3 separate regions of the Homo sapiens genome follow, and all the other regions are linked to region 2. A link is a loop called in an ENCODE intact Hi-C map of the cell type or tissue named here. Cell type or tissue: dorsolateral prefrontal cortex. All regions are shown on one strand. Each heading gives the region's core, and the rest is flanking DNA. Links, peaks and the distances in the headings are about the cores only.

Region 1 (7,148 bases), core at 3,007-5,506, 370 kb after region 2:
ATGTGATCATCCGAGAGAGGAGGACTGGTAATAACACTGCCCTCTTATCAGAAAAGGTTAAAAAGGGACGGCCAATCTCAAATTATAAGATATTTGGACACATCACATTTTGTCAATCTAATAAAGAAAATAAAGTTTAATTTCCCAAAATTTTATTAAAACTGGACTCTGTCATCAGATATCTATTGCAAAGATGAAATCTCACCACAGAGCAGTAAAGTTTGTCATAAAAACAAGCTTTAAACAAATATAAATTCTTTTTGTACTTTTGAACTGAAGAGGTTTTTATCATTAAAAAAGTGTCTTCTTTTTTCCATGAGTCATGGACATTTTCCCACAAGAATTTCTGTTCATTAAAATGACTTTTGAGTACCCCATAAATATGTACAACTACTATGTACCCACAAAAATTAAAAATTAAAAAGTTAAAAACCAAAAGCAACTTTTGAGTTGTTAAGGCAAGAGTATGGAGGCAGAGAGAGGGAAGAGGCGATGTTTAGATAAGTCTTTGAAAAATTAGAAAAACAATTCTCAGTCCATTTCTTAAAAATCTTTATTATTTGGTATTCTTTTGGTTTATCTTTATTATTTCGTATTCTATTTGGTATTCTTGTTTTCTAAATCCTCAGCTGTTACTTTGAACCTTATAAGAATGAAAAATAACTACCCAATCAACCATAACAGTTCCACAGCAGATACAAAGCTCAAACTGAAAGGAAGCTTTCAAATATATTCTATAACATACTTAAATACACTTGGCTATGGCTACCTTAGCTGGGTATTTTTTGGCTAAATTTCTTCTTAGGTAGCACTTTTGGGTTTAGAAAGTGCTGAGATAAATATTAGCAGCAGAAGACATTTATAGGTACCCCTTTCCAATGGAAAATATTTTATAGTTAACAAACAAAACTGATAACAAACAAAGGATCCTAAATACAGTATCAATTCCATTATCATCCATTATCACTTCTCTTGCAAACCTTCCCCTGGCATTTTTGCATACATATAATTGTCAGTCTTGGAGGGCAACGGAGGTGTAATACCACTATTTAGTTGTTTGGTTATCTTCATGAGAGCTGAACAGATGTGTATCCAGTGGTATAGATGTTCAATGACAACATTACCAAATTTCCATACTTCAGTTCGGGAATGATCTGCATCAGGAAAAAAAAAGAAAAGTAAGAGTGGAGAGTTTTGCACTTTACTATTAAAATTATAAGTTCTAATATTATGATTAAAGTTCATTAGATATGTTTTGAGTCAAAACCAAGCAGAATCTTGTGTAAATATGTAATTACAGGAATATGGATAAATTTTGGTATAGTCATACAATGGAATACTTAACAGCAGTTAACAAAGAATTAGAGTTATTTGTATTCATGAATAAATCTCAAAATATTCAATACAAAAAGTAAGTTATAGAATAATGTGTACTTTTGGGCACAATTAAACGGCTTTAAAACCTGCAAGATAGTATTATATTATTTATGGATTCATTAGCATATAGTAAAAATAAGAAATCATGCATGAAACCAATACCAAATTCATGATAGTATTATCTCTAGGGAAAGACGAGAAGACAGTGGGATCGAGGAAAGATAGAAATCCTCAACTGTTCCTATAATGTTTTCTTTAAAAAGTCTAACTCAAATATAGTGTTAAGGTTGGATATAGAATATAGCTTCATAATGACTATGCAGGTATTATTCTCTATACTTGCATGTTTGAAATATTTCCTAATTAAAAATTATTTAAAGCTATATAGTAACTGCACACCATTATATGTTTTAAGTTTTTTAAATTGAAAACTGTTAAACTGTCATTCATAAAAGTTGCTTTTTCCCAGGAGTCAATGACTAATATTCAAACAGAATGGTCCAATGGAAAGACTATATAGAGTTGAACAGATGAGGGTTCTGTCCAATGGAAAGACTATATAGAGTTGAACAGATCTTGGCTCTACACCAATGAGTTTTGTCACTTAACTGCTCTGAGCCTCAGTTTCTTCTTCCATAAAACAAAATTGTAAGAATTGTTTTTTTCTTTTGAGACAGGGTCTTGCCCTGTTGCCCAGGCTGGAGTGCAGTGGCACGATCATGGCTCACTGCAGCCTCAATCTCCCATGCTCAGGTGATCCTCCCACTTCAGCCTCCCAAGTAGCTGGGACCAGAGGCTGAGAAAATATATGTGAAGATCTGTCACAGAGTAGTTGCTCAAAAATATTAACTACCGGCTGGGCACAGTGACTCACACCTGTAATCCCAGCACATTGGGAGGCAGAGGCAAGTGGATCACTTGAGGTCAGGAGTTTGAGATCAGCCTGGCCAACATGGTGAAACCCCATCTCTACTAAAAATACAAAAATTAGCCAGGCGTGGTGGTGGGCACCTGTGATCCCAGCTACTTGGGAAGCTGAGGCAGGAGAATCGCTTGGACCTGGGAGGTGGAGGTTGCAGTGAACTGAGATTGTGCCACTGCACTCCAGCCTGGGTGGCAGAGTGAGACTCCATTTCAAAAAATAATAATAATAATAATTACCCCCTTTCTTTCAGATGCCTCTCATCCACAAGTCTATTTTATTCATTTCTGTTATTCCTAGTAACTAACTCAGTGCCTAACCCAATACATGTTTGCTGATTTGAGTAAACCATTTGGTTATAATTGAGTTCAAGCTTTATTATTTATTTATTTATAATTATAAATAAATAATTTATTCATTATCTTTAATAATAGAGACAGGGTCTTATGTTGCCCAGGCTAGTCTTGAACTTCTGGCCTCAAGCAATCCTCCCACCTCGGCCTCCTAAAGTGCTGGGATTACAGCCATGAGCCACTGCACCTGGCTTTTTTTTTAATTGAGTAAAAGCTTTTAAATATCAAGTCTTCTATCCAATAGCTTATTAACAGTAATGACAATGATCTATTAGAATTGCTAAGCAGAACATATTTTATTTTCTTGTCTTTTATCAACACAAAGGAACAAGATTCTCTGAATTAGGTTTAGCTGTCCTATGGTTTGGAAGGAACTATACAACAAAAGGTATAATATGGGATAGGAATGGCACGTAAAATGTGGAAAACATTCACAAGTCTCAATTTTTATTTGAAGCTGACTTTAAAGCGTGGATCCAATTAATTTTCTAAAATTCTCTGTTTTAACACACACGCACACACACACACCACCCTGGCATTGTCTTTTCTCATTCAATTATAAGTGTTCAATAAATGTTAAATTGAAACATTAAATTAAGGAATAATGAATTAGGTTTCTCAAATACTAAAATTCTTTCCAGATTATAGCTCAGTAACATTAGAGAGAATTATGAATAAAAACAAAACAGATGCTGGTCATGAGATCACATTCAAAATACCTGATTCATCTCATTTTATGAGCAATACTAGACCAATCGACATACATACTTAAAATATTGAAGGTGCATTTGTTATAATTCATCTCTCTTTCTGTTTTTTGTTTTGTTTTGTTTGTTTGTTTCGTTTTTTGAGATGGAGTCTCACTCTGTCGCCCAGGCTGGAGTGCAGTGGCACCTTGTGGGCTCACTGCAACCTCCGTCTCCTGGGTTCAAGCGATTTTCCTGCCTCAGCCTCCCAAGTAGCTGGGATTACAGACGCCCATCACCAGGCCTGGCTAATTTTTATATTTTTGGTAGAGACGGGGTTTCATCATGTTGGCCAGGCTGGTCTCGAACTCGTGACCTCAGATGATCCGGCCTCCCAAGGTGCTGGGATTACAGGCGTGAGCAACCGCGCTCGGCCAATTCATCTCTCTTTCTGTTAATTAGTTTCCTGGAAACCCTGCAAGGTAAATGATACAGGTTTCCAAAGATAATGTTTCAATGCTATGAAGCTAAATAAAATTCACCCTAGGACACTCCTAAAAGTCCTTATTTTCGGAGACAAAACAGCTCTGCTGCTCCCCTCAGCTTTTCTTCCGCCCTTCCCTAATGCCCATGAAGAGCTCTGTTCCTTTGACCCCTGCCACAGTGTTCTTATCTGAACATCCACGTGAGCAGACGCCCATCTGCAAGCCATTATTAAGCTAGTCGCCATCTCCATGGTGATTCAACGACACGGGGATGGTGAGCGAGGTCGCTGTCTTTCACAAGACCCTGTTGCTTATTTCCTGTGTTATTGTTACCGAGACAGAAGCTCCGAAAGTGTCTGGACGGTGGTTCCTGTTTCCCTGTCCTTTCCAGAGGTTGATGCGTTAACGACCGGCTCTAACGATTCCTCTAATGAGCCTCCAGCGCTCTGCTGGGTTCCCTATTAACGGTTGAGTGCTACTGCCCTCTTGTGGTAGATGCAGGCCGGATCTTTGCAGCTTGACCCACGACAGACCCCACTCACACAGACTTTGCAATTTTTTCAAGCAGATAAACGCTTCTTTTATAACCATAGAAATAACGCTTTTTTTTTTTGCTTTGCTTTGGAAAAGTGTATAGTAAATTATTTGAATATATCTAAGCTATAGAGAGTACTGGGTGACCTTTGAGTCTATCTATGGACATTAGTTCAGAAACATGATATTTTTGTAGGTTCTAGTTTAATCAAACTTTTAATTACATAGTGAATTCATTATGCTGGAAACACTGGGCTATAGTAGGATATTTCTGAATTAAAACTCCATTTATGGATCCCTGCTTTTAACACTGGATTAATAAAGTTAAATCTTTTGGGGATGATGGATAATTAGTATAGATGGGCAAAGCAAAAAGAAAGAAGTACTTAAGCTTCAAGTACAAAAGCTAAAATGTAACTGCTCCTTTCAACTAACAATCCAAGATCAGCCACATTTGTTGATGTTCCTCTCCTTCATTAGTTCTCTTAGTTTTAGTTCTCATTTCTATTGCTTCACATACCCCAAGTCACTCCTTAACATGACAGCCACACACAATAAACTGAAGGTCCTTGCAGCAATAGAAGGGTATGTGTATGCAAATTTCTTTTCTTTTCTTTTTTAGATGGAGTTTTGCTCTTGTTGTCCAGCCTGGAGTGCAATGGCGTGATCTTGGCTCACTGCAACCTCCACCTCATGGGTTCAAGCCATTCTCCTGCCTCAGCCTCCTGAGTAGTTGGGACTACAGGCATGCACGCCTGGCTAATTCTTCTGTATTATTAGTAGAGATGGGGTTTCACCACGTTGGCCAGGCTGGTCTTGAACTCCTGACCTCAGGTGATCCACGTGCCTTGGCCTCCCAAAGTGCTGGGATTACAGGTGTGAGCCACTGCGCCCGGTCATATATGCAAATTTCAATCAATCTTTTTGTAGGCAGGAGAATTTACATTTGCCATGGCAATCAGGAATTTAATATGTCATTGTTAATTTAATATGGTCCCAAAGGCACTGTAGTGTACTGCCTCCCAGATTTATCAGGAAAAATATCAATGTTACACGGGGAGTTAAAAACACATTTTTCTCTAGTAATCGAAGTTTGAGGGGGAAGTTTGTTCTAGGATGAATGCTGAGTTCTTGCACGTATATCAGTTTCATTCCCATGGCAAGCATATTTCTGTACAGTGTCACAAGCATAATTTCTGTACAATATCACATAATTTCTATACAATATCACATGTAGTGGCTTTTTAAATGATGTAGCTATAAATCAAGTCATGTGTAAATTGAAATCAATGCAAATTATATTTACAAAATTCATAGTTTAATGTAGTGGCCTCCAAACTCTTTTGCTCATGTACCTCTATCAGTAACAAACATTGAGCATGTGCCCATATATATATATATTTATAATATATATATTTATAAATTATTTATTTTAAAACATTTTAAACAAAAAATAGAAATTAACAATGAGTTAAAACCATTATAAAGAAAAGTCCTTTGGCCGGATGCAGTGGCTCACGCATGTAATCTCAACACTTGGGAGGACAAGGCAGGTGGATTGCTTGAGTCCTGGAGTTCAAAACCAGCCTGGGCAACATGGTCTGTCTCTACAAAAAATACAAAAATTAGCTGGGCATGGTGGTGTGGGCCTCTAGTGTCAGCTACTAGGGAGGCTCAGGTGGGAGGAGGGAGAATCACCTGAGCCTGAGAGGGAGAGGTTGCAGTAAGCCAAGATTGTGCCACTGTACTTCGGCCTGGGTGACAGAGTGAGACCTTGTCTCCAAAAAAAGAAACAAAGAAAAAAAGAAAAGTCCTTAGTCCTTTGGTATTTTTCTTTCTTTCTTTCTGTCTTTCAATGTCTCAACAGAATCATCTTTGATATTTTTCTTGCGCCCCAGAGACAGTTTTTTAAAAAATCTTCTGGGGTGCTTCCACTTAACTTTGGAGACCACCAAGTTAAAATATGAAAGAAATTGAATGGATAATGCTTTTCTAGATGATTAACATGCATTCAATTTTGCTACGTCTGAAATTCCTACTAAGACTAATGTAAAGGAAAAGAAAGAAGAAAAGAAAAAGAAAAAGAAGACATAAGGGCCGGGTATGGTGGCTCATGCCTGTAATCCCAGCTACTCAGGAGGCTGAGGCAGGAGAATCACCTAAGCCCAGGAGTTCGAGGTTACAGTGAGCCATGATCACACCACTGCACTCCAGCCTGGGTGACAGAGACAGACCCTGCCTCTATAATTAATTAATTAATTAATAAAAGAAGACATAAAACCAATGATAGAAAGATCAGGAGAAAAGAAACACCAATATTTAATTCCTACTCCCATTGCCTCAAAGTCCCAACAACTTCTTCTCCCATCTTCACTCTGGCTGATGACTCTGCTTTCAGCTTCTCTGTAAGATTGACACAATCAGAAGGCAACTTCCATAGACTCCCACCAGCACACCTACCCACTCACTCTCATCTGCACCCATATTCTCCTTCCGTAGACTTCTACCAGCACACCTACCCACTCACTCTCATCTGCACCCATGTTCTCTGTCCTCTTGCTGTCTTAAGCCAATTCCTCCCTTGGTGTGGTAGATCCAGGGTAGTCAAATAATTCATTGTTCAAATTGGTACACTTGAGAGAGAAAGAGGATGCTAACTGGACAAGTCACCAGAACAACAAGCAAAAACTTGGGCTGTTCCAAGGTAAACATAGAACGTATGGTTACTCTAACAACAGCCCATCCTCTCTGACGTGCTTGAGGACATTGTTTCAGGAATTCTCTGTCTTCA
Region 2 (7,864 bases), core at 2,507-5,006:
CAATGAATGGCAAAACAAAACACCAAAAATTCACCAATAGACCAACTTACAGAAGTTATATATTTTAGTTTATTTTTTAATGCTTTAAAAACACAGTTAAGGCATAGGAGACAGAATCTGGTAGTACCTATACCTGTCGCGTCTTCCATCTCGGGTACTGCTATGACTGTAACTTGTACATAGTTTGCTGAAGGAAACTAGTTTCAGGTCAAGTTCATTTTCCAGCTGTCGAGCCTGTTTCCTGAGATCTTTAACAAAATTATAACAACAAATAATTAGACATAAAAAGTAGACACAAAAATCACAGCACCATTCTAAAGAAAACAAACTATGAAAATGATCATATACTGATCTTGTTACCCCCATAAAGAAAAGTGTTGGCTGGGCACGGTGGTGCACGCCTGTAATCCCACCACTTTGGGAGGCCAAGGTGGGCGGATCACCTGAGGTCGGGAGTTTGAGACCAGCCTGATCAACATGGAGAAACCCTATCTCTACTAAAAATAGAAAATTAGCCAGGTGTGGTGGCGCACGCCTGTAATCCCAGCTACTCGGAAGGCTGAGGCAGGAGAATCGCTTGAACGCAGGAGGCAGAGGTTGCGGTGAGCCAAGATTGCGCCATCGTACTCCAGCCTGGGTAACAAGAACAAAACTATGTCTCAAAAAAAGGAAAATAAAAGTCTTAAAAGAAGGAAACCAAGGACTTGCCCAGCAAAGCAGATTAGTCACTTATAAACTTCAGAGGGGGCAAGAAGGGAAATAGTAATGGTAGATGCAACTTCGCAGCTTTACTCCAAAGATGGCTAGAAAACAAATGTTGTTCTATCCTTCCTGAAACTATTTGTATAGCAATAACTAAAATTCTGCAATTCAGAGAAAAACAAGAAGATAATACAAATCACAAAGGAACTAAAAATATGGTTTATGACCAGCATTATCAACTTACCAGTTAATGTTATAAGAAAGAAGCCATTATTCTTTTGAAAGGGATTTTGCTTTTTATGTTCCAAAGCTTTATTAGGCTTATGAACTTCTTTTCATAATAGCAAAATGACTTACCTTTTTTTTTCTTTTTTTTTTTGAGATGGAGTCTCGTTCTGTCACCCAGGCTGGAGTGCAGTGGCATGACCTTGGCTCACTGCATACTCCACCTCCTGGGTTCAAGCAACTCTCATGCCTCAACTACCTCCCAAGTAGCTGGGACTACAGGCACACACCACCATGCCTGGCTAATTTTTGTATTTTTAGTAAAGACGGGGTTTCACCATGTTGGCCAGGGTGGTCTTTAACTCCTGACCTCAAGTGATCCACCCACCTTGGCCTCCCAAAGTGCTAGGATTACAGGTGTGAGCCACCACGCCCGGACCAAAATGACTTCTCAATTGAACATAAAGAAAAAAAGTTACCACAAAAATTGCCTTTTTCTTTCTTTTTTTCTTTTCTGTTTTTTCTCACAATGTTGCCCAGGCTGCTCTCGAACTCCTAAACTCCAGTGACCCTCCTGCCTGGGCCTCCAAAAGTGCTAGAATTACAGGCATGAGACATCGCACCTGGCCAAAAACCGCCTTTAAAAAACTTACTGAGGCCAGGCGCAGTGGCTCACGCCTGTAATCCCAGCACTTTGGGAGGCCGAGGCAGGCGGATCATGAGGTCAGGAGATCAAGACCATCCTAGCTAACACGGTGAAACCCTGTCTCTATTAAAAATACAAAAAATTAGCCAGGCGTGGTGGTGGGCGCCTGTAGTCCCAGCTACTCAGGAGGCTGAGGCAGGAGAATGGCGTGAACCTGGAAGGCACTGGAAGGCAGAGTTTGCAGTGAGTGGAGATTGAGCCACTGCACTCCAGCCTGGGCGACAGTGCGAGACTCCATCTAAAAAAAAGAAAAAAACTTACTGAAAGTAATTTGGAGGGCTAAAACTAACAATAAACAATGTGCTACTAACAAGGTCGAATATGAGTATGATAGAAATAAGTACATAAGTTTTAATAGCAGAAGCAAACAGGCAAGTAGAGAAATTGGTTTAGCAGTCTGGCATCTAAGGGTTGCGTGACAGAAGCCACAGTCTGGACACCCACACACAGATACGAGTATTCTCATTCATGGTGAAGTGAAGGTTAAAATAAAAGGGCAGAAGTACCAGAGGTAATGGTATAAGAATCTCTCTTTCAAAAAGAATACAAAACATTATTTCAATATGCTTTTCAACCAGAAATAGAAAGCGTAGTTAACATAGTGGAGCATATTTGCCCAGAGACCAAATGCCAGTTCGAATCTCGGCACAGCCACTTACTGACTCTATGATTTATCAACAATCTACTTAACCTATGAACTTCAGCTTCTTGTTTTTTAAACCCCTACCTTCAGGGTTTGCTTATGTATTGGTAATCATATGCTTACAGCAGCTGGCACAGAGTAGGTTGTCAGTAATGAGCCGCTGTAATATTATAGCATGCTGCTTCAAAAAACCACAGGCTAATGACTAGTAATAAAGATATCAGTAGCCTCTTCTACATAATTTTAAAATGTTTTCTAGCGGCCAGGCGCGGTGGGTCACACCTGTAATCCCAGCACTTTGGGAGGCAGAGGCGGGCGGATCACGAGGTCAGGAGATCAAGAACATCCTGGCCAACATGGTGAAACCCCGTCTCTACTAAAAATACAAAAATTAGCCAGGCGTGGTGGCATGCATCTGTAGTCCCAGCTACTAAGGAGGCTGAGACAGGAGAATCGCTTGAACGCAGGAGGCGGAGGCTGCAGTGAGCCGAGATCGATAGCGCCACCGCACTCCAGCCTGGGCGACATAGCGAGTCTCCAAAAAAAAAAAAAAAAAAGTTTTCTAGCTGGTACACACATTTCAAATGGGCATTGTAATACATGTTTTAAACTATAAGCACGCTTTTCTGTGATTGGAATAATTGTCTTCTCTAGTAGGAAACATAAGTAAAAGCATTTTGAAAGTATGATAGGCAAATCTGGATAAATTTAGAATTGAGTTTCTTAGACCAAGGGGCTGATAGTGACAATACTGTGGTTTCTAGAGGCTTCAGTGTATAGCAATAAAAACAGGTCAAAGGAATTTGGAAAGTAGTTTCTATGCGGCTGTAAAGCAAAGAGACAGTTGGGAGAAAAAGGTGAGCTTTCTCTGCTCTTGTTGATCATCATAATCCACGAATGAGTTTTATGTAAGCTCACTTTATCCGACTATAGTTTCAGGAATTAAACAAATGCATTTGTCAAATCACAGGAAGGTTTTTTTGGTGGGAGAAGTATAGCAAATGTAACTGCAATTCACACAGGTTCTCTCAACTTTTTCAATAAAACCGATTCTAGACTCTAGAGCAGAAGGGTAAGTTATTTTCTCCTCCTTCAAACACCCAGTCCTGGAAGTCCCCAACCTGTAGTTGTCATGGAGACCCAATAAGAGACATTCTGTCTCCTATTCTCTTCATACTTCCTCCGACGGACCGGAATGCAAGTTCCTCCTTCTCTTTTCCCACTCAGTTTTCCAATAGTGACCTCAGCTCCAATGCGCTGACTCCTCCAGTCTCCGGGGCTCTGGATCTTCTCCCTCAACATTCGTTTCCTCTCAGAGTTCGTACCCCAAGCCCCTTCGTCCGAGTTCCATTACTCCCTCAACACAATTCTACCCAGGCGATTGAGAGCCCTCTTCCTCTACATCCCCGCTCTGTCCACTCTGCCCAACCCCTGCCCCACGTCCCGCTCACACGCCCCGGCCAGGCCAGACCCCTACCCCAGACCGTTCGGTATCCCCAAGGCCCCGGGGATCCCACTTAGGCAAGCCCCGCTGCTCAGCTCGGCCGCTCCGGGAGTCTGGTTCTTTCCTGTGCTGCTTCTCCCAAGATCTGTCCTCACTCAGCCCCTCTCACCCTCGTAGGACGCACCCGGAGGCCTTCTCGCCCTCACCTTCCCAGTAACTGCTGGTCCCTGCCGCCATCTTTGTCGTCCAACGTCAGCCGGGATAGGGGAGCAGAGGCGATGCAGGCCGGAAAGTCACCATGGTGCGTGTTTCCGCCTTGAGAGCCAGGGCCGACGGGATGCGAGCCTCCGCGGACACTGCCACCTGCTGATCAATTCGTTATCTTACAGCTTTTAAGTAGCGAGAGAGAAAAAACTTCGGCTTTAGCTCCTGTCTTTCATTCCCGCTTTCTGCGCCCCAAACCATCATCATCTCCCTCATCTCGGCTTATCCTTTCTCTCAGCAGGTGCCTACTTGACTGGGAGGAGAATCATCCTCAGGCAACTCCCTCAATTTCCCTCACCTTGTCTCTAATTTGTATCTTCAGCCAATTTCTTCCTTTCTCAGACATAGAGACCCTTTCTTCCCAGAGCCATTTCCTTCATCCTACCTCCCCGCCTGTGCTCCATCATCCACGTTCTTTGGCGTATGCGCTCTTCTCCACTGGCTGCTTTCCTTGTCTACAGCAGTTCTAGTCCCAGCCCTCTTTGTCCTTGTCAGCCGCCACATCTAGAAAGAGTGAGCTAACTGCTTCTACATGCTCTCGGCCTGAGCCCTCAACCTGATAAAATCTGCTGTCCAAACCCACACTTTATAGATACATAAATTATCACAGTCTACCGGTGCTGACTTAATTCTAGTGAAGTGTAGAAACCTTAATTCCTGTAAAGTTCTTTCCCCCACTCATTTATAATATAGTTGTTTTTAAGTATTTCCTCTGCATTCATTGAGGAGAACCACATCAGTGTTACAATATTTGCTTCAAGGGTCAGGCATAAGTTAGAGAATTCAAGAGAAGAGGAAAGCTTACTTGATTTATGCATATTTTACTCTTCTTCGTTCCTAGTGTCCCAAGATTCCTTTTTCTAATCGTTTCCTTTCTGTTTCAAGAATTTCCCTCAGCCATTTTTTTTTTAAAGAGTAGATCAGCTGGTGACAAATTCTATTAGTTTTTCTTCATCTGAGAATGTCTTGATTTCCCTTCATTCTTGGGGGATCGGATATTGTTGCCAGATATACAATCTGAAGTTGACAATTTCTTTCTTCAGCACTTGAAAAATGTGCCAATTCCTTCTGGCCTCCATAGTTTCAGATAAGAAATTGACTAAAATTGGAATTGTTTTTCCACTGTAGCTAAAATACATTTTCTCTCTCACTGCTTTCAAGAACTGTTCTTTAGTTTTCAGAAGTTATGATGTGCCTTGGTGTAGATTTCTTTGGATTTATCCTGTTTGGGATATCCTCAGCTTCTTGATTCTGACATTTATGTCTTCTGCCAAATTTGGGGGATTCTCAACCATTGTTTCTTCCAATACTTTTTCTGTCTCATACTGTTTCTCTTCTTTTTCTGGGAGTCTGATGACGTGAATGCTAGATCTTGTGTTAATGTCCCACATAGCTCTGAAGTTATGCTAATTTTTTTTCAGTCTATTTTCCATCATTCGGATTTGGTACTATCTACTATTCTGTCTTCAGATTTGCTGACAGAAAGTATGTCTTTCCTCTGTTCCCTCCATTCTGCTGTTGAGCCTATTCGTTGAGTTCATGTCAATTATTGCATTTTTCGTATCTAAAACTTCTGTTCAGTTCCTCATTATATCTTCTGTTTCTTTGCTGAGACTCGTTTTATCATTTGTTCTAAGTTTGTTTGTAATTGCTCACTAAAGTATTTTTATTAGAGCTGCTTTAAAGTCCTCATCAGATAATTCCAACATCTGTGTCATCTTGATGTTGGGGTCTGTTGTCTTTTTTTCACTCAAGTCGAAGTTCTCTGGGCTATTGGAATGACAATTTTTATAAATTGTATCCTGATGTTTCAGGTATTTGTTATGAGATTCTGATCTTATTTATGTCTTCTGTTTAAGCAGACTTCCTCTGACACTATGCTGCTGGGGGACATAGGGAAATGCTTGCTACTTCCAGGTGGCAGTGGAAGTTCAGGCTCTCCCTTGGCCTTCACTGATTCCCCAGGGAGGGGGTGCCTTGTTACTGCTCCGCATGTGGTCCCCACTGCCACCATGGCAGGGAGCCTCATTGCTGCTGTGCAATGGACGAGAAGTCCAAGTGGGGGATGGGTGGAGTGCTTCATTAGAGCCAGGTGAGTGTGGAAGCCTAGCCTCCTCACTCAGCCTTTGATGGCAAGGAGTGAAGATGGGCCTCAGTTTTTTCTGTGGCATTTGTCCAGAGTGGTGAAATTATTGTCCAAAAGTATTCTGTCTTGTTAGGATACCTGTTTCCTCATCCCTTGTCTGGAGAGAGAAGGCTTTCCATTTTCCTTTGGACTTTTCTTGTCTGCACCCTTTGGCATTTCTAGGTTGCCAGTTTCTCCAGCACCCAGTATAGGACATAGGAAACAAAAAGGAAACCCAGGGAACTCACCTTCATGTTCTTTACATTCTGAGGTCCTTAGCTGGTCTGCCTTCTTCTTTCCACCTTTTTGAGTCTTTTTAAAAATATATATATATGATTTTTTTTTTTTTTGCTGTGCTTAGTGGGAAAAATAGAAAGAAATACAGCTAATCCATTTTGTCCAGAAGTGAAATTGTTGATTTAATTTTTAAATGTTTTAATTATCGGGCTGGATGTAGTGGTTCATGCCTCTAATCCCAGCACTTTGGGAGGCTGAGGTGGTAGGATTGCTTGAGTCCAGGAGTTTGAGGCCAGCCTGGGCAACATAGTAGGACCTCATCTCTACAAAAAATTTAAACATTAGCCAGGCGTGGTGATGCGCCCTATAGTCCCGCTACTCAAGAGGCTGAAGTGGGAGGATTGCTTGAGCCCTGGAGGTCAAGGCTGCAGTGAGCCATCACCACACCACTGCACTCCAGCCTGGGTGACAGAGTAAGACCCTGTCTTAAAAAAAAAAACCTGCTAAAATTCTTCATCTTGTCTTCTACTTTCTTGAATTCATTCATCATCATTCTTTTTTTTTTTTTTTTTTTTTTGAGACAGAGTCTTGCTCTGTCGCCCAGGCTGGAGTGCAGTGGCACGATCTCGGCTCACTGCAACCTCCACCTCCTGAGTTCAAGGATTCTCCTGCCTCAGCCTCTCAAGTAACTGGGATTACAGGTGCCTGCCACCACACTGGCTAAGTTTTGTATTTTTAGTAGAGATGGGCTTTCACCATATTACCTGGGCTGGTCTCGAACTCCTGACCTTGTGATCCTCCCACCTCAGCCTCCCAAAAGTGCTGGGATTACAGGTATGAGACACTGCGCCCGGCTTTTTTTTTTTTTTTTTTTTTTTTTGAGACGGAGTTTCGCTCTTGTCACCCAGGCTGGAGTGCAATGGCGTGATCTCAGCTCACTGCAACCTCCGCCTCCTGAGTTCAAGTGATTCTCCTGCCTCAGCCTCTCGTGTAGCTGGGATTACAGGCATGCACCACCACGCCCAGCTAATTTTGTATTTTTATTAGAGATGAGGTTTCTCCATGTTGGCCAGACTGGTCTCAAACTCCCAACCTCAGATGATCCGCCCACCTCGGCCTCCCAAAGTGCTAGGATTACAAAGGCGTGAGCCACCGCACCCGGCCCATCATCATTCTTTAAAAATTTCTGATAACTGAGAAATCTGTACTTCCCATAGGATTGTTTCTATTTTTCTTGATCATTCACAATTTAATCTTGTCTTTTGATAATAAGAACTTTTGATTGGATGCTATATATTATAGATACAACTTTGTATTAATCATTTGAGGATCTAGATGATGTTGTCTTTCTCCAGAAAGAATTTACTGCCTCTTCTTGCAGGCAGTTCAGGTAGGGGCAGATCAGCTTAATCCAGTATGGGGTGGAACTAATACCAAGAGGGATTCTGTGTTTGTTAAAATTGGTCTATTTTTGGTTAACCCTTAATTCTAATGTCTAGCCATTCAGGTTTCCTAACT
Region 3 (7,148 bases), core at 3,007-5,506, 350 kb before region 2:
TAAAGCAATTCACAGTTTACAGAGTGCCCATGTCATTTCAGATTATCTTCCCCATGTGTCTAACACCTACTTTTAAAAATCGTTATTGTTGTCTGGGCGGGGTGGCTCACGCCTGTAATCCCAGCACTTTGGGAGGCCAAGGCAGGTGGATCACCTTAGGTCATGAGTTCAAGACCAGCCTGACCAACATAGTGAAAAACTCATCTCTACTAAAAATACAAAATTAGCCGGGTGTGGTGGCGCACGCCTGTAATCCTAGCTACTCAGGAGGCTGAGAATCACTTAAACCCGGGAGACAGAGGTCGCAGTTAGCTGATATCGCGCCACTGCACTCCAGCCTGGATGACATAAGAGTGAGACTCTGTCTCAAAAAAATTAAAGAAAGGAAGAAAATAAAGAAAAAATATGGGTGGGGCATGGTGGCTCAGGCCTGTAATCAGAGCACTTTGGAAGACCAAGGCAGGGAACTGCTTGAGCCCAGGAGTTCTAGATCAGCCTGGGAAACATACAGAGACCCTGCCTCTACAAAAAAAAAAAAAATGTAAGGCTGAGGCCGGGAGCAGTGGCTCACAACTATAATCCCAGCACTTTGGGAGACTGAGGCAGGTGGATCATCTGGAGTCAGGAGTTCAAGATCAGCCTGGCCAACATGGGGAAACCCAGTCGCTACTAAAACTACAAAAATTAACGGGAGTGGTGGCTCACAGCTGTAGTCCTTGCTACTTGGGAGGCTGAGGCAGGAGAATTGCTTGAACCCGGGAGGCGGAGGTTGCAGTGAGCCGAGATCGTGCCACTGTACTCCAGCCTGGTTAGCAGAGCAAGACTCCATCTCAAAAAAAAAAAAAAAAAAAAAATTAAGACTAGGTGCAGTGGCTCACACCTGTAATCCCAACACTTGGAGGCCAAAGTGGATGGATTGCTTGAGGTTAGGAGTTCAAGACCAGCCTGGCCAACTTGGTGAAATCCCATGTCTAATAAAATACAAAAATTAGAGCCAGGTGTGGTGGCTCACGCCCATAATTCCAGCACTTTGGGAGGCTGAGGCCGGCGGATCACAAGGTCAGGAGTTCAAGGCCAGCCTGACCAACATAGTGAAACCCCGTCTCTACTAAAAATACAAAAAATTAGCTGAGCGTGGTGGCCAGTGCCTGTGATCCCAGCTACTCAGGAGAATGGGGCAGGAGAATCGCTTGAACCAGGGAGGCGGAGGTTGCAACGAGCCGAGATCATGTCACTGTACTCCAGGCTGGGTGACAGTGCAGGACTCCATCTCAAAAAAACAAAAACAAAAAAAGAAAACACAAAAATTAGCTGGGTGTGGTAGTGGGCGCCTGTAATCCCAGCTACTCTGGAGGCTGTGGCAGGAGAATTGCTTGAATCCAGGAGGTGGAGGTTGCAGTGAGCCGAGATGGTGCCACTACACTCCAGCCTGGGCGACAGAGGGAGACTCTGTCTCAAACAAACAAAAAAATTAAAGAAGTGTCTGGGTCTACTGGCAGGTGTCTATAATCCTACCTACTAGGCAGACTGAGGTGGGAGAATCGTTTGAGCCCAGGAGATCAAGGGTGCAGTGAGCCCTGATTGTGTCACTGCACTCCAGCCTGTGTGACAGGTGACAGGCAAGCCCCTGTCTCAAAAAAAAAAAGCTGGAATGAAAGGTGGAGTCAGAGAGCAAAAAATTGTCAACTATGTGTCCAGTACAGTTAGGAGCGTTCTTTTTTTTTTTTTTTTTTTTTTTTTTTTTGAGACGTAGTCTTGCTGTGTCGCTCAGACTGGAGTGCAGTGGCACTATCTCAGCTCACTGCAACCTCTGCCTCCTGGGTTCAAGCAATTCTCCTGCCTCAGCCTCCTGAGTAGCTGGGATTACAGGTGCGCGCCACCACCAAGCCCGGCTAATTTTTTGTGTTTTTAGTAGAGATGAGGTTTCACCCTGTTAGTCAGGTTGTTCTTGAACTCCTGACCTCGTGATCCACCCACCTAGGCCTCCCAAAGTGCTGGGATTACAAGCATGAGCCACCACACCCAGCCCAGTTAGGAGCTTTCTGAGAAGAGGTTGGAGACAGGAGAGGGAAAAAGCCTTTGCTGACCAGATGACCAACGTATTCTGATCTGAATCCAACTCTCTGGTTATAACTTGATTTTCCAGCTATTGTGATTTTTTTCAACAATTATATTCCTGTTGTAAATAAATAAATTGGCAAGCTGCTTAGTTTGTTTCTTGTGAGTCTTATTAGCAAGAGTCTGTTCCCTGGAATCCTCTGGGTACACTTGAAAAGTCAGTTCTGGACCAATGTGATGCCATGGAGATATCTCTGTAAAACTCTGTCTGATGGCTAGCTGACATCTACTTCTAAACCAGTTTCCTCGAGAACATTTACTCTTTAGGAATTCATGCTCTAAATTTAAAAACAATGCATCTAAAAATGTCAAGTCTAGGGGTAAGCAGTTTTAGAATATTTCCTTCAATTTTCTTATTTGTTTTGTTTTTGGGTATAGTGTAGATATGTTAGATACACACTTCTTGCCTTCCATCAGACTAAGAAAACAAAGTTGAATGAGACCAAGATTCATGTCCTGGTTTTATGGAAGTTTTCCTTGTAATTTTACTTATTTATTTATTTATTTTTATTTTTATAGACATAGGGTCTTGCTATGTTACCCAGGTTGGTCTCTAACTCCTAGGCTCAAGGAATCCTCCCACCTCAGCCTCCTGAATTGCTGGGACCACAGGAGGGCGCCACCACCCGCGGCTAATTTTTTTTTTAAATCTTTTTGTAGAGAGGAGGTCTCCTCATGTTGCAAAGGCTGGTCTCAAACTCCTGGGCTCAAGCAATCCTCCTGCCTTAGCTTCCCAAGATTACTGGTGTGAGCCACCATGCCCTGCCCATAAGGTTTTATTACATACAGTCACACCTATTGTGACAGATACCTTCCGGTCTGGCAAGCCCAAGCCCAGCTTATTCACTACGGTCCTTACAGATAACACTTGCCAACACCCTTCTTGGACTTGTGCCAGAATTGCTGTCCTGCTGGTCATCTCTTGGGCCTCTCTCTTGGATCCCCCATTCGTCCACGAGCTTCTGGGTGGTGACACCTGGGTTTTGTTGTTGTTTTTTGAGACCGAGTCTCGCTTTGTTGCCCAGGTTGGAGTGCAGTGGCACAATCTTGGCTCACTGCAACCTCTGCCTCCCGGTTCAAGCAATTATCCTGCCTCAGCCCTCGAGTAGCTGGGATTACAGGCGCCCACCACCACACCCGGCTAATTTTTGTATTTTTAGTAGAGATGAGGTTTCACCAGGTTGGCCATGGCTGCTCTTGAACTTCTGACCTCAGTGATCCACCCGTCTCGGCCTCCCAAAGTGCTGGGATTACAGGCGTGAGCCACTGCTCCCCGCTGACACCTGGGTCTTAGTAAATTCCCCTAAGGCCTGCTCTGCTCTTAAGGACCAGGGCTTTTGTCATCAGATCTGGGCTCAAATTCTGCGGCTTGGAAAAGTCGATTCGCTATTTTTTAAAATTTTTAATTTAAAAAAAAGTATTTTTTATTTAGAGACAGGGTCTCGCTCTGTCGCCCAGGCTGGAGTGCAGTGGCTCCATTACAGCTCACTGCAGCCTCGGCCCCCGGGCTCAAGCGATCCACTGGGACCACAGGCGTGCTCCACTACGTGTTGCTAGTAGTAGCAGTAGTAGTAGTAGTAATAGTAATAGTAGTAGTATTTTTGGTGAGAGAGGGTTTCGCCGTGTTGCCCAGGCTGGGTCTCGAACTCCAGAGCTCAAGGGATCCGCCCGCCTCGGCCTCCCAAAGTGCTGGGACTGCAGGCGTGAGCCACCGCGCCCGGCCGATTCCCCCCTTTATCCCTCAATTTCCTCATCTGAGCAATGGAGATACAGGTAGGGCTGAAGGTCAGGCAAGAATGCGATGAGCTGTGAGAAGCACTTGGCAAGGTGCGGGTTATCAACCTTGCCAGGCCTCAGCACGTTTCCCAAGGAGGCCCAACCAGCGGCGCTGTGCCGCAGCACGGAAGAGGCGGGGTGAGCCGCGGGGCGGGCGGCGCTGGGACCCGGACGCCACCCGCGCGAGGCGCCGCCGTGCGCCCGTCAATCAAGGTCGTCGTGGGGCATGGGGCGGCGGGGCTGGGCGGTGCTTCCGCCTGCGCGAGGCCGCGCCGGGCCGCTTGGAGGCGCCCGGTGCAGTCGGGAACCCGCGCTAGGTTTCGCCGGCCGCGCGGCCAGATGAGGGGGGCGATGGAGCTGGAGCCTGAGCTGCTGTTGCAGGAGGCCCGCGAGAACGTGGAGGCAGCGCAGAGCTACCGGCGGGAGCTGGGTCACCGGCTTGAGGGGCTGCGTGAGGCGCGGAGGCAGGTCGGAGGGCCACACCCACAGGGGCGCTGTGGGCCCGGGGGTGGCGCGGATGCCGGGCGAAGGCTGGGAGGGCTTTGAGGGGTGGGACTGTCCGAAAACTCTGGAGTAGGGAAGAGGCATTCATTTGAAAGGAGACCTAATGGAGTCTGGGAACGGGGAAGGTGGGAGTTGGGGAGGTCGTAAGGGGAAGTTTTGGGGGTGGAGGGAGGGTGTGAGGAGCGTTCACTAAACTGTGGGGCAGCGATGGGAGTAGCGGTGGCCTCCGAAGTTTGGGAGAGTGAGGGACCAGAGCAGAATCCGAGGGGGTCATGCGGGTAGTGATGAGTCGGGGGAGGAGGAGACTGGTAAAAAACCTGCGGTGGGTAGGCGGGGAGGCATTGATTTTAGAGAGCCTGAGGAAGAGGTGGGACAGTGACCTGGGAGAGCTGAAAGTGGAGACAAAATGGATATTGGAAGGGGAGGACTAAGGGGCGAGAGTGAGGGAGAGGTAGGGATTGAGAAGCAGTAGCATTTGACAATAAATGCGGTTAATGCCTGAATAATATGTCATACGATCTTGAATGCTTTTTAAAAAATCATTTAGAGTAATCCTGTTCTAGAAGGTTTAAAATTTAAGGTGAAGGTGAAGCTATGTTGGAAGAGCAGAAGGAAAATGATTTCCTTTTCCTTGAGAGAGGGAATACAAAGGTATAGAGAAATGGAAAAATAGATTTTAAGAGAGGAGTGCTGAAAGGAAAAGCTAAATATAATTTCAAGTGGTGCAGTTATCTGTTTCACAGGGCAAGAGTTATCAAAGATACAGGAAAGCCATATGGTTTCTCTATACCCTCGAATATATATAGAAAAAGATATAACCCGCTGCCAATTGGCGATAGGACGGATAATCTTCAGAGTACTATTAACGCAACTGCTTAATAAGTGCTTTTTGAGTGAGTGGGATTCCATCTGAATTTCTCTGGGTCATACTTGATATTAATCTAGTTGGTCGTCTTAGCACTTCCTTGCTGCATATAACCTGAAAATGGTAGAAAAGTGCTGTGCTAACAGTGTCTTTGGATATTCTCATCATTAACGACTCAACATGTTTTGGGTTTTATATATATATATAAAACATATACAAACATATATAAGTATGTATATATATAATCTGTTTTTTTTGAGACGGAGTCTGGCTGTGTCGCTCAGGGTGGAGTGCAGTGGCACTATCTCGGCTCACTGCAACAACCTCCGCCTCCCGGGTTCAAGCGATTCTCCTGCCTCAGCCTCCTGAGTAGCTGGGATTACAAGTCTGCGCCACCACACCCGGCTAATTTTTGTATTTTTAGTAGAGAGGAGGTTTCACCAGGTTGGCCAGGATGATCTTGAACTCCTGACCTCGTGATCCACCTGCCTCAGCCTCCCAAAGTGCTGGGATACAGACGTGAGCCACCGCGCCCGGCCGGGTTTTATATATTTAAAAATATTTGTAAAGCCAGTGTAGGCCAGACATCATTTGCATTTTAGTGGCGAAACCGGAAGCAGAATCTAGATATGATTATGCTGATTTGGTGAATACTTTTCAAGGCCTTTCAATGCACTCATCTCTATTTCTCTTTGAAAATATCTGCATTATTCCTTCTGCTATTTTGAAATAGGGACTCTAGATGTAAGACATTGTATGAAAAGAAAGATATTAAAATACCATCTAACATTTCAGTCAGTTAAGATGTATTCTATATGACCATGATTATTGTTTTTGTATTAGCAATTAAGAATCAGAGTTGACACTAAATGAGTGAGTTTAGCACCTGGGAGTAATTAATTTCTCTTGATATTGGATGCATTAAAAAAAATCGTGATTACACCCTAGATGGTTCAGTATTCAATTTTCAAACCTGTATTTTTTCAATTTTATATCCAACAATTTAAATACAGGACATGCTTTTCTGTGGTTTAGTTTATTATGAGCTTTGTTTTGTTTTGTTTTTGAGGCCCATTGTCTTGGGCTTCAGACAGAAAACACTAAATGAACATCGATCACAATTAGGTTCCTGATGACATTGCCTTCTGACTAGACTGAGTAATAATGTAGTTCTCTTTTGTGAGTGTGAGTCTCTTTTGGGAATGTGTTTTGTGCCAGTGGCAGTTACAACAGCATCTCTCGAAGCTAACTCTAGTGGATTGTGCATGTTTGGGTTTGTGGCATAAGTCCTCTGTCAACTTGCATTTTAAGGAAGGTCTATGGTACAAAAATATTATCAAAGTAAGCAGCTGCTTTTGTTTGGTGGTTTGGATATTTTTAGGGTTCCAGTCATTTTCAGAATAACTGTAAAATATATGGCACTTTAGTCAAGGATTTTGCATGGGAGAAGCATGAGAAGAGCAGAGAGGAAGGGATGCCACCTGTCGTCTGTATTTTTTACTTGCTGATTTTATATCTTTTTGGCAGATGATTTCTTTTCTTTTTTTTTTTTTTTTTTTGGCGGGGGTGCGGACAGGGTTTTGTTACGTTTCCCAGGCTGGTCTCCAACTCCTGGGCTCAAAAGATCCTCCCACCTCTGCCTTCCGGTGATGGAATTACAGGTGTGAGCCACTGTGCTGCCTGGCATGTGACTTTTTTTATTGAGATATAATTCACACACCGTAAAAGTCATGCCTTAAAGTTTACAATTCAGTGGTTTTTAGTATATTCATAGAGTTGTCCAACCATCACCAGTGTCTAATTCAAGTATATATTCATCACCCCCAAAAGAACTCCTTAGCTGTCACTCCCATACCCCCTGGCAACCACAAAACTACTTTGTCTC

What was found. Hi-C counts contacts between places; a loop is a spot of excess contacts. Peaks named below come from ENCODE experiments on the same cell type or tissue, not always from the same donor. Only the 100,000 strongest peaks of a DNase experiment are listed, where the experiment ranks them.
Region 1: a loop joins it to region 2, with 2.8 times the contacts of the local background. A loop is called at or near these places in 15 of 110 quality-filtered maps.
Region 3: a loop joins it to region 2, with 5 times the contacts of the local background. A loop is called at or near these places in 19 of 110 quality-filtered maps.

What each region holds. Positions count from the first base shown.
Region 1 is chr17:30,101,840-30,108,987 of GRCh38, reverse strand. EFCAB5 (EF-hand calcium binding domain 5) reads right to left here. Exons shown (of 23, transcript NM_198529.4): 23 at 536-1,154. The coding sequence ends at 964. Among named protein-coding and RNA genes, the nearest start is that of NSRP1, 11 kb to the left of the region's middle. RefSeq lists silencers at 3,843-3,944, 4,292-4,391. In dorsolateral prefrontal cortex, for the core only: CTCF peaks have their summits at 4,102 and 4,303 (motif pointing left); a DNase peak (open chromatin) is centred at 4,277; H3K4me3 peaks cover 731 bases; H3K27ac peaks cover 821 bases.
Region 2 is chr17:30,473,527-30,481,390 of GRCh38, reverse strand. It overlaps GOSR1 (golgi SNAP receptor complex member 1), which reads right to left and starts at 3,983. Exons shown (of 9, transcript NM_001007025.2): 1 at 3,927-3,983; 2 at 134-248. The coding sequence starts at 3,957. RefSeq lists enhancers at 3,720-3,939, 4,090-4,239. In dorsolateral prefrontal cortex, for the core only: CTCF peaks have their summits at 3,860 and 4,066 (motif pointing left); a DNase peak (open chromatin) is centred at 4,020; H3K4me3 peaks cover 2,167 bases; H3K27ac peaks cover 1,535 bases.
Region 3 is chr17:30,821,737-30,828,884 of GRCh38, reverse strand. It overlaps CRLF3 (cytokine receptor like factor 3), which reads left to right and starts at 4,193. Exons shown (of 8, transcript NM_015986.4): 1 at 4,193-4,362. The coding sequence starts at 4,234. RefSeq lists an enhancer at 3,900-4,194 and a silencer at 3,902-4,281. In dorsolateral prefrontal cortex, for the core only: CTCF peaks have their summits at 3,990 and 4,190; DNase peaks (open chromatin) are centred at 4,134 and 4,661; H3K4me3 peaks cover 2,124 bases; H3K27ac peaks cover 1,909 bases.